2 separate regions of the Homo sapiens genome follow, and region 2 is linked to region 1. Evidence: chromatin loops called from intact Hi-C (ENCODE). Cell type or tissue: left ventricle myocardium inferior. All regions are shown on one strand.

Evidence for each region. Peaks named below come from ENCODE experiments on the same cell type or tissue, not always from the same donor. Only the 100,000 strongest peaks of a DNase experiment are listed, where the experiment ranks them.
Region 2: a loop joins it to region 1, with 9 times the contacts of the local background. A loop is called at or near these places in 3 of 110 quality-filtered maps.

What each region holds. Positions count from the first base shown.
Region 1 is chr4:61,552,696-61,560,695 of GRCh38, forward strand. The region is part of intron 4 of ADGRL3 (adhesion G protein-coupled receptor L3); the gene reads left to right. Among named protein-coding and RNA genes, the nearest start is that of ADGRL3, 360 kb to the left of the region's middle. In left ventricle myocardium inferior, no CTCF peak of the experiment used is centred here; no DNase peak of the experiment used is centred here; H3K27ac peaks cover 1,217 bases.
Region 2 is chr4:62,143,645-62,151,644 of GRCh38, forward strand. All of the region lies in intron 2 of ADGRL3-AS1 (ADGRL3 antisense RNA 1), which reads right to left. The region is part of intron 2 of LOC101927145 (a long non-coding RNA gene); the gene reads left to right. Among named protein-coding and RNA genes, the nearest start is that of ADGRL3-AS1, 14 kb to the right of the region's middle. In left ventricle myocardium inferior, no CTCF peak of the experiment used is centred here; no DNase peak of the experiment used is centred here; H3K27ac peaks cover 801 bases.

The DNA.
Region 1 (8,000 bases):
TGGGCTCAAGTGATCCTCTTGTCTTGGCCTCCCAAGATGCTGGACTTATAGGCATGAACCACCGTGTCCCATCAGCCTTTTTAATATCAAGGCCAAGAATACACTATTAGACTTTGTATACTTAAAATATCTAAAATTGCTTCCCTGTCTAGCTTATTTCTTTGTTGTCTTGTGTCTTCTTCATATAGTGTCCTATATTCAGCTTTCTTTGTATTGGTCTATTCCATAAATATTTATGAAGGCCTTACAGTGTGTCAGACCATGGTGAGTTCCGGGAAACAAAGATATATACTATCAATCTCCACCTAGTAGTCAGGAAAACAGGTAATTTCAGTGCATGTTAAAGGTTTTTTGGCTTATTGCGCCTGAGCCATTTGAATTGTAAGTTGCCTCCAGTCACTTTTAGAAATAAGCATAGTTCGTAGGTACATATTGCACATTTGGATATGTTACTAAATTGCCTGGACAGATCTCTCTTAATCAAACTTTATATAAATGTGCTGTGAAATAAGTGAAACAGCTATTATTCCTGTATTTTCACTCTCCTTTGGTTTGAAATTCCACAGGCAAAAAGAGCATTTCTATTCAACGTAAGCATCTCTGTACCTAAAATATATAACTGAGATAAAAAATAATCATAATACAAATAAGTATAAATAAGCTTTCAATACAGTAGACAAAATGGAAAAATAGATTTTTGGGCAGATGAGAGAGATTTTCTTGAGTTCGATAAAATAATACAACTATTAATTATTCTCTCACAAACATACAATACTTCTCAGAATACTAAATGAAGCTAAAATGTATTAATGATTTAGCGTTAAAATAGATTCAGCCTCCAAGTTATGAGCCATTATTTATTTTTATTTTACCCACATGCACTTATTGATTATTGTCTGACATCACAATATAATAAGAGAAATAAGTATTATTTAGGTATTAATAACAAGTGTAGGCATAAAAGGAAACTTCAATAATTTTAATTCATTGCACATTTTTTTTTCAAGTGCTTGTCCTGTTCTAAATGTCTTGCCCAGTGGGAGTGTTTGGTTAATCAGTGGCTAGGCAACAGGATATTTTGTAGACTTGGTCCAAGCTCTCTAAACTTCTGAACTAACTCCTACAATTCACATCTTTGGGTTTTTAGTTTCTCAAGCACAGAACAGAGTTAACAACCCACTTTTAAATTAGCTTATGCAAATGGAGAGTATTTGAGCCCTGGCAATCAGAATTTACATATCAGTGGTATGTAGGGTTCTCTTTAAATTAGTGTAGGGCAATGCTCCTACCTGCCGGAGAACAGAGGAGAAAGCTTTTGAGTGAAATCTGATAAAAGAACAAAAAAAGGTAATAAGAATCTCAAAGTCAAAGCTACAGATATATACTGGAAATTAGGCTTGGGCCATTTTTTTTTTTTTTACATTTTAAATATTGGATCCTATTTGCTTATAAAAAATGTCTCTCCTAACTTAGGTATTTTATTTTATTTTATTTTATTTTATTTTATTCATTTTTTGAGACAGAGTCTTACTCTGTTGCCCAGGCTGGAGTGCAGTGGCGCATTCTTGGCTCACTGCAACCTCCACCTCCCAGGTTCAAGTGATTCTCATGTCTCAGCCTCCAGATTAGCTGGGATTACAGGCGCGTGCCACCACGTCTAGCTAATTTTTTTGTATTTTTAGTAGATACGGGGTTTCACAATGTTGGTCAGGCTGGTCTCAAACTCCTGACTTCAAATGATCCACCCGCCTCGGCCTCCCAAAGTGCTGGTATTATAGGTGTGAGCCACTGCGCCCGGCCTAGGTATTTTATTTTTATTCATATTTAAAATTTCATCCACCTGCTTTCTTACCACTATCTGTGTAGGTTTGTGTGTGTGCACTGTGTGCATGTGTATGTGACAGAGAGAGAGGGAGACAGAGGATAAAATTGATTTGAAAAAAATTGCTGAGTAGCACATGCTTTTAAACTTACAACATTCCTATACTTTAATTTCAGTGGCCATACTGAATTAAACTGTATCTCTGTGTAAGTGAAGAAAAACTTTTCTCTGTCCCCTTAGGTTATGGAGCTGGGGACTGTGAATTAAACTGAGGGAAAACAGATTGACGGAAGTTTACTTCACACACAGGGGTTTCCCAGAAAAGAAGCAAAAACCCCAAAGAGGGACTTAGACCCAGGGGCTTAAATACCTTTTTAACAAAGAGTAATAAAGTATGGAGAAGATATTAGACAAAGGAAAAGGAAGTTTGGACTGTAGCAGGTAAATTGACCAGGAAATGTATGATAAACAAGGATTGTTTAGTAAAGTTTGTCCCTCTGGTAGTAAGAGCTGTCTCATTTTCTTCTTCTTGGTATGGGAGAGAACACCTTTACCCATGTAAATTTCCTTTACGAATATTAATTTATCTTACAAAAGTGAAATTTATGCCCAGCTTTTAGGCAGAAAAGAGGAAAGCAGAGAGAGCTCCTTCTGTGTTTGCTGGTTTCTTAATTGCCTTCAGCTCAAAATAATCCTTATGCCAAAGTGGAATATTTGGGGATGGCATATTTTGATCCCCTTCATATACTTTAGAATATTATTAAAGGTTCATTAAGATAAATTTCTTCCAATTTGTATAGACCTATTTTAATTTTACCTTATTATATACCTTAGCTGTTTATCTCCCACCTAAAAGATAGCAGAAATGTTTCTCTTTGTGAGTGCAAATAACACATGAGGCTCTTTAGAAAATAAAGCCAGAATTGTATTCATTCTACTTCTGTTTCAGTAAATATTAAATGAATGCACACTATGCTCTCAGAGCTGTTCTAGATGCTGAGAACACAGCAGCCAGATGGGGATAAGTAACAGACAAAATAGCCTGCCCTCATGGGAAGGCATTTTAGTGGGAGTGTTGCAGGAAAGGGGTTCCAATCCAGACCCCGAGAGGGATCTTGGATCTCAGGGCGAGTCTGTAAAGTGAAAACAAGTTTATTAGGAAAGTAAAGGAATGAGAGAATGGCTACTCCATAGACAAAGCAGCCCTGAAGGCTGTTGGTTGCCCATTTTTATGGTTATTTTTTGATTATATGCTAAACAAGGGGTGGATTATTCATGCCTCCCCTTTTTAGACCATATAGGGTAACTTCCTGATGTTGCCATGGCATCTGTAAACTATCACTGCGCTGGTGGGAGTGAAGCAGTGAGGACAACCAGAGGTCACTCTTGTGGCTAGCTTGGTTTTGCTAGGATTTAGCCGGCTTCTTTACTACAACCTGTTTTATCAGCAAGGTCTTTATGACCTGTATCTTGTGCTGTCCTCTTATCTCATCCTGTGACTTAGAATGCCTTAGTCATCTGGGAATGCAGCCCAGTGGGTCTCAGCCTTATTTGTCCAGCTCCTATTCAAGATGGATTTGCTCTGGTTCACACGCCTCTGACAGGAGCAGAGAGAGAATAGAAGTATGAAAATATTGTTAAAAATATGCCATACCTATATTTTTATGTGCAGTGGAGAAAAACAAGGTGGGGAAGAAAGAATGGGATTGTTGATCTATTGGGAGTTTGCAAATATAAAGAATATAGTCAGAGGAGATCTCAGTGAAAAAGTGACTTCTGAGCAATGGCATATCTAGGGAAAGAACACTGGCAGAAGGAACAAGGAGTACAAAAGGCTGTGAGACAGGAGTTTGAGGAACAGCAAGGAGATCTGGTGCCACTAAGGCAGAATGAGCCGGGGGAGAGCAGCAGGGAGGGAGCAGAGTCATGGAGGTGGGAGGTGTTAGGGCAGAGTAAGGACTTTGGACCTGCAGAAAATGAGAGGGCTTTGAACATAGCAGAAACATGATTTGACTTCACTGTTTCAAAAGAGTCACTCTCCCTGCACTATGGACAACAATTTGCAGTAGGGAAGGGCCTTTCTGACTTGAAATTAAAGGTGTGGCCAAATACCTACTAAAGCTGGACTCAACAAACACAGATGCTTTGCTTACTGGGCCAGAAGATAATATGAAAAAGTAAAGATAAATGATTAAAGCAGCTGGATGTAAAATGATAAAAGGCAATAGGTACTTAACCCCGGTGACAAGGATTTGAAGGAGTTATTGAGGTTGTGTCAAGTTCAATGGTGGGTGCCCACTTTGGAGGGGTAGATGTTGCTCACCTCCAGTTTTTACAGTGTGTTAACACAGGCCCTTCTTTTTAAAAGAAGATTAGACTCTGAATTTTTATAAGTCCCCTGAGTTTTAGACATATGGACACTAATTTGTATTTTAGACTCTCTTCAGCACAAGAATGTCTGGGCCAATTAAAGCATGTCTAAGTGTGGAATTTACCAGAAAGCCTTCAGTTTGCATTTTCTAATCTACAGCAAGATAAAGCCAGTAGTTTCAACACTGGTAAACAAATCAGAGGTAAGATAAAAGATGATGGGAGAGAGATCAGTCTCTAAATTATTTTTTTTCAGGTGAAAAGTTTATAAAATTTTCTTCTTAGAAATATTTAGTCATAATTCAATAATGATTATGGCCTAAATTAAGGCAATGTTTGCCTTAATGATTTTTAATGTGCTATCAGTTTAAAATGATTCTTCACAGAAATACACATTAGAATACTTCATCCTTAAATAGCAGGAACACTCATACAAACATATAATCTAAAACAAATTTCCTTTATGAACCTATAATAGATGGATGGTTCAGTTGTTTTTATTACAAATACATCATTGATTCACAGACCTCAGGCACCAGGAATTGCTGGAATCCATAGACTCACTATGTAGTTTTAGTAAAAATAAAGCAGTAAAAGTCTATAACCCATTTATTATCAATGTGTACCCTCTAAATAAATGGGCATTTTAATGATGGCACTGCCTATTCCAGTGGATAGAGCTGCCTTACAGTGGCATTTATAAGTCATTACTAATGTAAAATTGTACAGCAGGCTGACTGCCTTTCACTCTTTAATGCTAAAGTGCTTTAGGTCTCCAGAGTTGCAATTAATAAGAGCACTCAAACACTAACCTTAGGAATTCCTCACAGGGTGTGCACTCTTTAGTGAGAAAGTATATACTTTGGCTATTTTGCTCTGAATCATTGATCAGGGTTTCAGTGTTTTTTTTTTTCTTGGTTGTTTGATTGGTTTTGTTTGTTTGTTTGTTTACAAAGTATATTAGAGAACTATGGCCCCAGCAGTTTTCATAAGAAGGGAATATAGGTTGCCTGGATAAGTATATTTACAAAACAACTCCATCGAGGTCATGTGGATCTTTACCTTCAAAATCCATTGTGCAACTTACAGCAACCTTGATATCGGGCTTGTGAAATGATTTCAAAAGTGTCTCCAGTTTTGAGAGTGTAAGAATACATATTCTGCATTTTAGTAGCTCTACTGAGTTAGTTCAAAATTTGAGATACTTCTCTGTGAAATTCCTACATATATATATATGTAGGAATCATATATATATGTATATATATATATACACATATGTAGGAATCATATATATATATATATATATATGATTTACACTGTGTCTTATCACAGTATCCTGAATTTTCTGGCTACAAAAATCTTAGGGTAGTCTACTTGAATGAAGGTTGACAGAATTGTACTTTTAAATAGTTCTTCTTATGTGTTCCTGGGATCCTTTCTTCCTTGGACTTTTCTAGTCTGCATTGGATGCTCATTTTAGTGGCCAAATAAGAAAATATGGCACTTTAAAATAGATATTTAGCTATTTGGTAATCCTCTAATCCATAATATTGCTTTCGGTTCCCACTGTCTTTTACCAATACTAGAGACCAGAGATAAAATAGATCTCTTTCTCTTTTTAGAGATCGCTCTCTCTCTACCACTTTTTATCTATCTAGATCTCTTTCTTTTTAAATATCTGTTCATTGATCTGTCTATATAACATCTATCATCTATCCATCTATCTATCAATCAATCATCTATCTGTCTGTCTGTCTGCCTGCCTGCCTGCCTGTCTATGTGTCTATTTATCTATCTATCTCTTTCACTATATCTGGCTATCTAGATTTACTGCCTTTAAAATTGCTCCAGGAACATCATCGTTATTCAAGTTTTTTCTGCAAAATCTCTTAAAATTCCTCCATGGGACCATTTTATTTTTAAAATGAATCTTATTAAGCCCTGGCAAAAACAGCATCATTTTCTAGGCCACAAAGAACATATCTGACATATAAAAATCTCTTTTAAGGTTTCATTGGGCAGATGACTTAAACTTCCTAAGTCGTTTTTTTCCTCATTGGTAAATAGGGGATCATAATACTTCAGTTATCATAAATATTAAAACAAAACACTGTATGCAAAATAGTAATTATAATAAGGATTAATGAGAATAATGCTTAGCACAGGTACTGGTGTAGAATAAGTGCTTTGCCATATTGCAGGATGATAATTATCATGTATTTTTCTATTTAAAGAAGAAATGAGACAGTTTATAGAATAAATTTAATACTGTGTTTAGCCCATAATAAGCACCTGGCAATGGTAGCAGCTTAATTCTCATCATCATCACGACCACCACCCAAACCATTGACATCTTCTTACTACATAAAATGTCAACTTTTATTCTCTGAATAATAAACAAAATCTGCTTGTAGAGAAATAACTCAGTGGATATGAATTGTTTTTAAATTCCATTTAATTTTTGTGGATGATTTGAATATCTTCTGTCAGTTGCCATTCCTTTGCCAGTCTAAGCTGCTTTTGTTTATGGCCTGACTAGATACTTAAATAAAAATTAGAAAATGAAAAAGTTTAAAAATAAAAGCTTGGACTGCACCCATCGTGGCATTTTAGTATGATTAGCCTGAATTTGGCTCTTCCTTGTGCACTAATAGTCAGTGCGTCTGACACATTGGCAGTAGGTTTTTCCAGCACAAATGTTCATGCTTTGTAATATTTTGTACTTAGCTTGTGGACATATTTGTTATGTGTTACTTTTTTTTCTGGCATGCCACAAGGGGATGAAAGTGTGACTCAAAATGTAGAGAACAAGAAAAGCATGAGCGAAATATTTGTGTCTCTCTTCTCTATTTGCTTATGTCCATACTAGTAAATATAATATACTTGCCTAAAGAAGAAATAATGGGGTACTTAGGCAAAACCATAATCATTTTTTTTTAATTCTCGTGTTATATATGTTTTATCAAATAAAAAATTAACTGAGAAGAAATAAACTATGATGCTCTGTGTGATCGTCACTCCCAGAACATACTGTTTATTTATTCATGACTATTCCCTTTACATGACATTCTCTTCTTTCTCTTTGATCCTTAACCATCCCCCACATATTCACATGAAAAAGTACTAATCCTTCAAGATTAAGCTTCAAGACTCATTCCTTCTTTAAAAAGGCTTCCCTATGCCTTACTCCTTTTCTGACCAGAGAGCATTAAAGAGACCCCTCTTTGCTTCCATTGTCTAACCTCCATACTTCTATTATGGCACTTAGCCTATTATATTGTCACTACTTATTTGCCTCGAAACACAAGAGAAACTAGGGGAACTGCTGAGTATGCCTTTATTGTTGTTTTAAACCATAATGATTAGCTTGTAATATGCAATAAAAAACTGGTTCATAAGATAATGCATGTTGAGTATAATGGTTAATAAGGTATCTTTTATGCACCTAGAAGTCACCTGAAATATAACAGCATTTCCTTTCCACTTCAAAGTAGAAATTGTAAAAAAGAATGGTAATCTGAGTATATTTGACCTTTAAGTCACCAGGAGAATCTAAATTTCCAAAGTACAAATTAATGAGTCTTGAAATTGTTCTATGATAATTGGGTTTGTCTTGTGGGAAATGGTGGGACAATCTGAGCACCTGTAGTAACTATGGGGGATACCTGCCTTTGGAGGTCATTAAGTTAGCAGGGATGGAGAAACACAGTCCTACTACATCTGCCCAACATCCAAATCCCATTGAATTTGTGGGGTTTTTATTTATTTATTTTTTTTGCCTTCCTTTAAAGAAATGGAGAATAATTTA
Region 2 (8,000 bases), 590 kb after region 1:
CAGTTTTTTGAAATATGTAACTTTTACTTTTTTTCTTAGAGTCCTCCAAATTATGTTTCAGGCTCCTTAAAAACTTTTTATCTATCCCTGATAAATATTCCTCAATAATAATTTTAAAAATCCATTTGGTTAAATGAACATGAACTCTAAGTCTTTTAACCAGAAATAAGCTATTAGGTTGATGCAAAATATTTGCATTTTTTGCCATTGAAAGTAGTGGCAACAAAGAAATAAAATTGTATTTTTGGAATAGTTTTCTCTTAAGCTCTTGATAATAAACCTGTAAGTATTAACTGCCTTACAAATGGCAAAAGAGGCCACTTGAAGGAAAGGAAATTCCTTAACAGGACTTTCCTTAGCAGGAAAGTTAGTTGCCTGGGTCATCATTTGGATAAGAAAAAAATCCATTAAAAAATGGCAGTATTATTAGTATCATATGCATAATTACATATATAAAACTTGCCATATATTGTGTGAAATATAGTTCTTTAGTATAGGAAAAATATATTGATATCTATAAAGGTAAAATTATTTTAACTCTTTCACATACATGTTATTTGATAAAATTTGCTTTCGTGTTTTTTCTTTGTCAGGTTTCATTGATACTCAAAATTCATTTCCTTTGACATAGCTCAGGAGATTTGTTAGTAAAAATCTCACCCAAATTCATAAGAATTTTCCAATAAAATATTTCAGAAATGAAACATTTTGAAAGAATTGGTCAATTATCACTTTCTGCTAGATAGAGCATGATAGTTTGGTGTATATTTTAATATATCAGTGATATAGTTTGGATATTACTCCCCACCCAAATCTCGTGTTGAACTGTAATCCCCAGTGTTAGATGTGAGGCCTGGTGGGAGGTGTTTGGGTGACAGGGGCAAATCCCTTATGTCTTGGTGCTGTCCTCTAGATAGCGAGTGAGTTCTCTTGAGGTCTGGTTGTTGTAAAGTGTGGCACCTCCACTCCCAACTCTCTCTCTTGCTCCTGCTTTCGTCATATTAAGTGCCCACTCCTGCTCCACCACCTGCCATGATGATAAGGTTCCTGAGGCCTCCCCAGAAGCAAATGCCATTGCCAAGCTTCCTGTACAGCCTGCAGAACTGTGAGCTAATTAAACCTCTTTACTTATAAATTACCCAGTGTTGGGTATTTCTTTATAGCAATGCAAGAAAGGCCTAATACAGAAAATTGGTACTAGGAGTGAGGCATGGCTATTAAGATATCTGAAAATGTGAAAGCAAATTAGGAACTGGGTAACAAGCAGCAGTCCAAAGAGTTTGAATGGCTCAGAAGACAGGAAGATGAAGGAAAGTTTGGAACCTCTTAGAGACTGGTTAAGTGGTTGTTACCAAAATGCTGATTGTGATATGAACTTTGAAGTTCAGGCTGCTGAGGTCTCAGATAGAAATCAGAAATGTATTGGGATCAAAGATTATGCATATTATTTCTTAGTAAACAGCTTGGCTGCATTGTGTTTATGCCCTAGAGATCTGTGGAAGTTTGAAGTTGAGAATGATGACCTAGAGTATCTGGTGGAAGAAATTTCTAAGCAGCAAAGTGTTCAAGATGTGGCCTGGATGCTTCTAACAACCTATGCTCAGATGTAGGCACAAAGGAATGACTTACATTTGGAACTTACATTTAAACAGGAAGCAGAGCCTAAAAGTTCAGAAAATTTGCAGGCTGATCATGTGGCAAATAAATAAAAACCTTTTACAAGAGAGAAACTCAAGCAGGCTGTTGAGCAACCATTTGCTAGAGATATCTGCATAACTGAAAAGGAGCCAAATGCTAATAGCCAAGACAATGGGAAAAAGGTTTCAGTGACATTTCAGAGAACTTCCTGGCAGCCCTTCTTACCACAGGCCCTGAAGCCTAGGAGGACTGAATGGTTTTGTAGGCCAGGCCCAGTACCTTGCTAGCCTGCACAGCCTTGAGACACGGCTCCCCAAATTCTGGTCACTCTGGCCCCAGCCTCAGCTCAAAGGGGCACTGGTAAAACTTGGGCCATCACTTCAGAGGACACGAGCTATAATCATTGGCAGATTCCACATGGTGTTAAGCATGTGGGTGCACAGAGTGCAAGAGTTAAGAAGGCTTGGTAGCCTCTGCCTAGACTTCAGAGGATGTATAGAAAAGGCTGGTGTTCAGGCAGAAGGCTGCTGCAGGAGTGGAGCCCTCACAGAGAACTTCTAGTAGAGCAGTGGGGAGGGGAAATGTGGGTTTGGAAGCCCACAGAGTCCCCAGTGGGGTATTGCCTAATGAAGCTGTGAGAAGGGGGCCACCATCATCCAGAACCAAGAATGGTAGATCCATTGGCAGCTTGCACTCTATGCCTGGAAAAGCTGCAGGCACTCAGCTGTAGCACTTGAGAGGAGCCATGGGGCTACATCCTGCAAATTCACAGGGGAAGAGCTGCCCAAAGCCTTGGGAGCCCACCCCTTGCATTAACGTGCCATGGATGTGAGGCATGGAGTCAAAAGAGATTATTTCAGAGCTTTAAGATTTAATGACTGTCCTGCTAGTTTTCGGACCTGTGTGAGCTCTAGTCCCTTTCTTTGCCTGACTTCTTTCTCTTGTAATGGGAATGTTTACCCAATGCTGGCACCCTCATTGTATCTTGGAAGTAAATGACTTGTTTTGATTTTACAGGCTCACAGGTGGAAGGAACTCATTTTCAGATGGGACTTTGGACTTGGGACTTTTGATTGAGTTGTTGCAGAAATGAGTTAAGATTTTGGGGAATTGCTGAGAAGGCATGATTGTATTTTGCCATGTGAAAAGAATAGGTAATTTGGGGGAAGACAAGGGTAGAATGATATAGTTTAGGTATTTGTCCACACTGAAATTTCATGTTGAATTGTAATCCCCAATGTTGGAAGTGTGGCCTGGTGGGAGGTGTTTAGGTCATGGGGGTTGATCCCTCATGTCTTGGTGCTGTCCTCTCAATAATGAATGAGTTCTCTCAAGATTTGGTTGTTGTAAAGTGTGGTACCTCCACCCCCAACTCTTTCTCTTGCTCCTACATTCACCATGTCAAGTACCTGTTCCCACTTTGCCTTCCACCATGATTGTGAAGTTCCTGAGGCCTCTCGGAAAGCAGATGCCAGCACTATGCTTCCTGTACAGCCTGCAAAACTGTGAGCCAATTAAACCTCTTTTCTTATAAAGTACCCAGTCTCAGGTATTTCTTTATAGCAATGCAAGAACAGCCTAATACAATCAGTAAATATGTCAGATTCTACAATGAGGCTACTATAATGTGAAGATATTTTTCTTAATCATTTACATTTACAAATAGACTAAAATTCTTGTTTTATGTTATTGTCTTAGTTCATTTTGTGCTGCTATAACGGAATACTACAGACTGGTAATTAATAAACAACAGAAGTTTATTTGGCTCATGTCTCTGGAGATTGGGAAGTCTAAGACTGAGGGGCCTCATCTAGTGAAGGTCTTGCTATGTCATAACATAACATGGTGGAAGTCATCACATGGTGAAAGCATGTGTAAAAGAGGAAGACAGGAGAACTCATACTCTTATCAGGATCCCACTCCCACAATATCTAGCCCTCTCCCAGGATAACAGCACTGATTATCTTAGAAGGGTCTCAACTCTCAGGACTGTTGCATTGGGGATTACATTTCAAACACGTGGATCTTGGGAGACACATTTAAACCACAACAGTGATGTTTTGAATAATAAATATACATCTACAAATGTGTTTCTTCCACCTGGCAATGCCTTCTTCTGATAGTTTTATTCTGCAAATTTCAATTATTCAAATAAAATTTCCTCATTGGCCCTCTTTAACACTTTTTCCTCTGAAATCTTATATTACTTGTTGCTTTACAAATACTCTTTAAAAATTATTCCACACTGGTATCTAAATTCTTCCTTTTTTCCCAGTCTTATCTTCCCAATTGGCTTTTAATTTCCATCAGGAAAGGATCCATGTGTTTTGACTTCTTGGTACTGCTCACAGTAATACGTAAATAATTAAGATTTAATATAATTGGGTTTAATTTAATTTCATGTAGATTCCAATTGATTTTTCCAATTAGATGTGTGAGATTTTTATTCATTAAAATACGCAATTATACTAGCATCCATTTTTACTTGTCCAAAGAATGAGCTAAGATTTAAGTTATATTTTGCGATCTTGAGATACATTTCATATGCTCTTCGTTGAATCACTTTTCTATTCATCTTCAAATTCCAGCTATAAAATATGATATGCAATTGTCTTAGCTCAGATTGATCACAAATCCTTGTTCTACAAGATACCATGTATTCATATATTCATAAAAATATCAACAGAAATAATATATTAATAAATATTTAAGTATGTAATTTCAGAAAGAGATGGTAATGTATCAGGACAGATTTTAGTTAGGAGACACAATATGCTTATCCGAGCACAAAGTTGGTTTTTATCAATTGATGTTAGTTTTTGATTATATACTATATGTAAGTTCTCTATTTATAATTATAATTTTCTCATTAATAATAATAATAAATCATACCTATATTGTACCTTGAAATTATCAAAGCCCCTTTCATTTCCACCTCATTTTCTCTCTTTCTCTTTTTCTCTTTCTTTTTCCCTGTTCTTTTAGTCTCTGTCTCTCCTTCAGAAAAAATATCAGTTACTTAGCAGGACATATATTATTGTTTCCATGTTACAGGTTGGAAATGAAATTTCAAAGGAATAAGTTATTTTTTATGGTCTTATAGCTAATAATTATTAATAATTGATATATGTAGGATTGGGATCCCAAGGTTTAACTCCTAATCATGTGACTTCAGACAAAAAAACGTAGAAATAACAGTTTTTCTGGATTGTTACATGGGGTCTTAGGCAATTTGAGTCATTATAACAAAGTACCATAAACTGGGTAGTTTTAAACAACAGAGATTTATTTTGCAGAGTTCTAGAGGCTACAAGTCTGACATCAGGGTGCCAGCATGGTTAGGTCCCAGTGAGGGTCCTCTTTTGAGTAGATTGCTGCCATTTTATTGTCTCATCACAGGGTGAAAAACAATGTGAGCTAGCTCTTTGGCCTATTTTTATAAGGGCTCTAATCCCATTCATGAGGGTTCCACCCTCATAATGTAACTACTTCCCAAAAGCCCTATCTCCAAATACCAGGATACTGGGGATTCGATTTTAACATATGAATTTTGGGGGAAAATGAACATTCACTTTATAACACATAGAGAGTGAGGTAGTCTGGATAAATGATCTAGCGTGTTCACTCATAAATGTTATTTTCATGCTCCTTTTCTAAGCCTTTTCTATTATAACAGCAATGCAGTTTGTAACTTTAAGAATTATTCCATGTAGAATGTAAATTGATATAGCCATTATAGAAAGCAGTGTGAAGGGTTGGGCATGGTTGCTCATACCTCTAATCCCAGCACTTTGGGAGGCCTAGGTGGGAGGATTGCTTGAGCCCAGGTGTTTGAGACCAGCTTGAGAAACACAGAAGGGCCTGGTCACTACAAATAATAAAGGAAAATTAGCCAGGCATGGAGATACATGCCTGTGGTCCCAGCTAGTCAGGAGGCTGAGGTGATAAAGGCTGCAGTGAGTTGTGATCGTCACCACTGCACTCTAGCTTGGGCGACAGAGTGAGACCCTGTCTCAAAAAAAAAATCACCAAAACCAACCAACCAAACAAAAAAACACACAACAACAAAAACAGTGTAAAGTTTCCTCAAAAAATAAAAAATACAACTACCATATGATCCAGAAATTCCACTACTATTTACCCAAAGGAAATGAAATCAGTACTTTGAAGAGATATCTACATTCCTATGTTTATTGCAGCAGCATTCACAACACACAAGATATGGAATCAACCCAAGTGTCCACCAGTGAATGAATGGATAAAGAAAACATATATAGGCAATGGAGTACAATTCAGCTGTAAAAAATAATGAAACCCTGTCATTTTCAGCAACATGAAGGAAACTAGAGGACATGTTAAGTGAAATAAGCCAGGCACAGAAAGACAAATAGCACATAATCTCACTCATTGCGGAATCTAAAAAAAATATACATCAATAGAAATAGAGAGTAATATAGTGATTTCCAGAGGTTGGGGAGGGTTGGGAAAGAGGGAATGGGGACAGATTGATCAATGGGTACAAAATTACAGTTACGTGGGAAGAATACATTTTGGTGTTCTATAGCACAGTAGGGTGAATATAGTAAACAATGTTATGGTGTATATTTCAACTACAAGAGAGGATTCTAAATGTCTCATCACAAAGAAATGATAAATGTTTGAGGTGATGAATATGCTAAATACCATGCTTTGATCATTATACAATGTATACATGTGTTGAAACATCACACCGTACTCCATAATATGTATAATTACTATGTGTGAATTATAAACAAAATATCATTCCATGTAATGTGAGGAAATTGTTTCTCTTTGAAAAAAATGTAGCTATCAACAATACTGGTAAAAGCAGATGAAGAAGCAAAATATCAAAAACCCATAATCCTGCAAGAGCCTTAACAAGATTAAATATTTGATTATTTCTAGGACACAGGACCTTTTAAAACATTTCCTGTTGTTCTTTGGATGGTCCACTGTGGGTAGTTTGAAACAGTCTACGAGACTTCTCTCTGTATCAAAGGAAGCAATGAGATCAGAGTAAAAATATCAGAGAAAGATTTTTTAAAATGAATTAAGGAAGGTAAATCCAAGCAGAGTTTTTATAACATTCACAAAAGCATGTAGCTTTGTGTTAAATCGTGTTTTTAAAAAATATTCTCTTCTTGCTTCGTATCTTTGAGTCAGAAAGCTGGATGTGTGTCTAAACAAACTAGGCAATGCTAATACCAAGAATCCCGGAAAATGTGCTAAATTCACTATTCTATGTAAGTTTGCTCAGATGGTGGAGAAAGTGCATTAACCAGTACTGCAAACTGAATCTTTTGTGTGTGTGTGTGTGTGTGTGTGTGTGTGTGAGAGAGAGAGAGAGAGAGAGAGAGAGAGAGACAGAGAGAGAGAAACAGACAGAGAAAGAGAGAGAGAGAAGATATTTGAAAAAAATACAAGAAATAAAGAAAGAAATATTCAAGGAAATAGATAGCATGAATGAAAAGCAATCTAAACTTCAGGTAGCAATGAACACACTTACAGAATGCAAAAGGCTCTGGAAAGTCTCAGCAATAGAATTGAACAAGTAGAAGAAAGAATCTGAGCTCAAAGACAAGGTCTTTGAATTAACCCAATTCAACCAAGACAAAGAAAAAAGAATAAGAAAATACAAACACAGCCTCCAAGAAGTCTGGAATTATGTTAAATGACCAAACATAACAATAATCAGTGTTCCTGAGAAAAAAGATGAATCTAAAAGTTTGGAAAACATATTTGGGGGAATCATTGAGGAAAATTTCCCCATCTTTTCTAGAGGCCTAAACATCCTAACACAAGAAGCACAAAGAATACCTGGGAAATTCATCACAAAAAGATCATCACCTAGGCACATTGTCATCAAGTTATCTAAAGTTAAGATGAAGGAAAGAGTCTAAGAGCTGTGAGACAAAAGCACCAGGTAACTGTAAGGAAAACCTATCAGTTTAACAGCAGATTTCTCAGCAGAAACCCTACAAGTTAGAAGCGATAGGAACCCTATCTTCAGCCTCCTCAAACACGACAATTATCAGCCAAGAATTTTGTATCCAGTTAAACTAAGCTTCATATATGAAGGAAAGATATGGTGTTTTTCAGAAAAACAAATGCTGAGAGAATTGGCACTACCAAGCCACCACTACAAGAACTGTTAAAAGGAGCTCCAAATCTTGAAACAAATCCTGGAAACACATCAAAACAGAACCTCTTTACAGCATAAATCTCGCATGACCTATAAAACAAAAATACAATTTAAAAAACATAAACAAAAATTTAAAAACCAAGGTATACAGACAACAAATAGCACGATGAATGGAATGGCACCTCACATCTCAGTACTA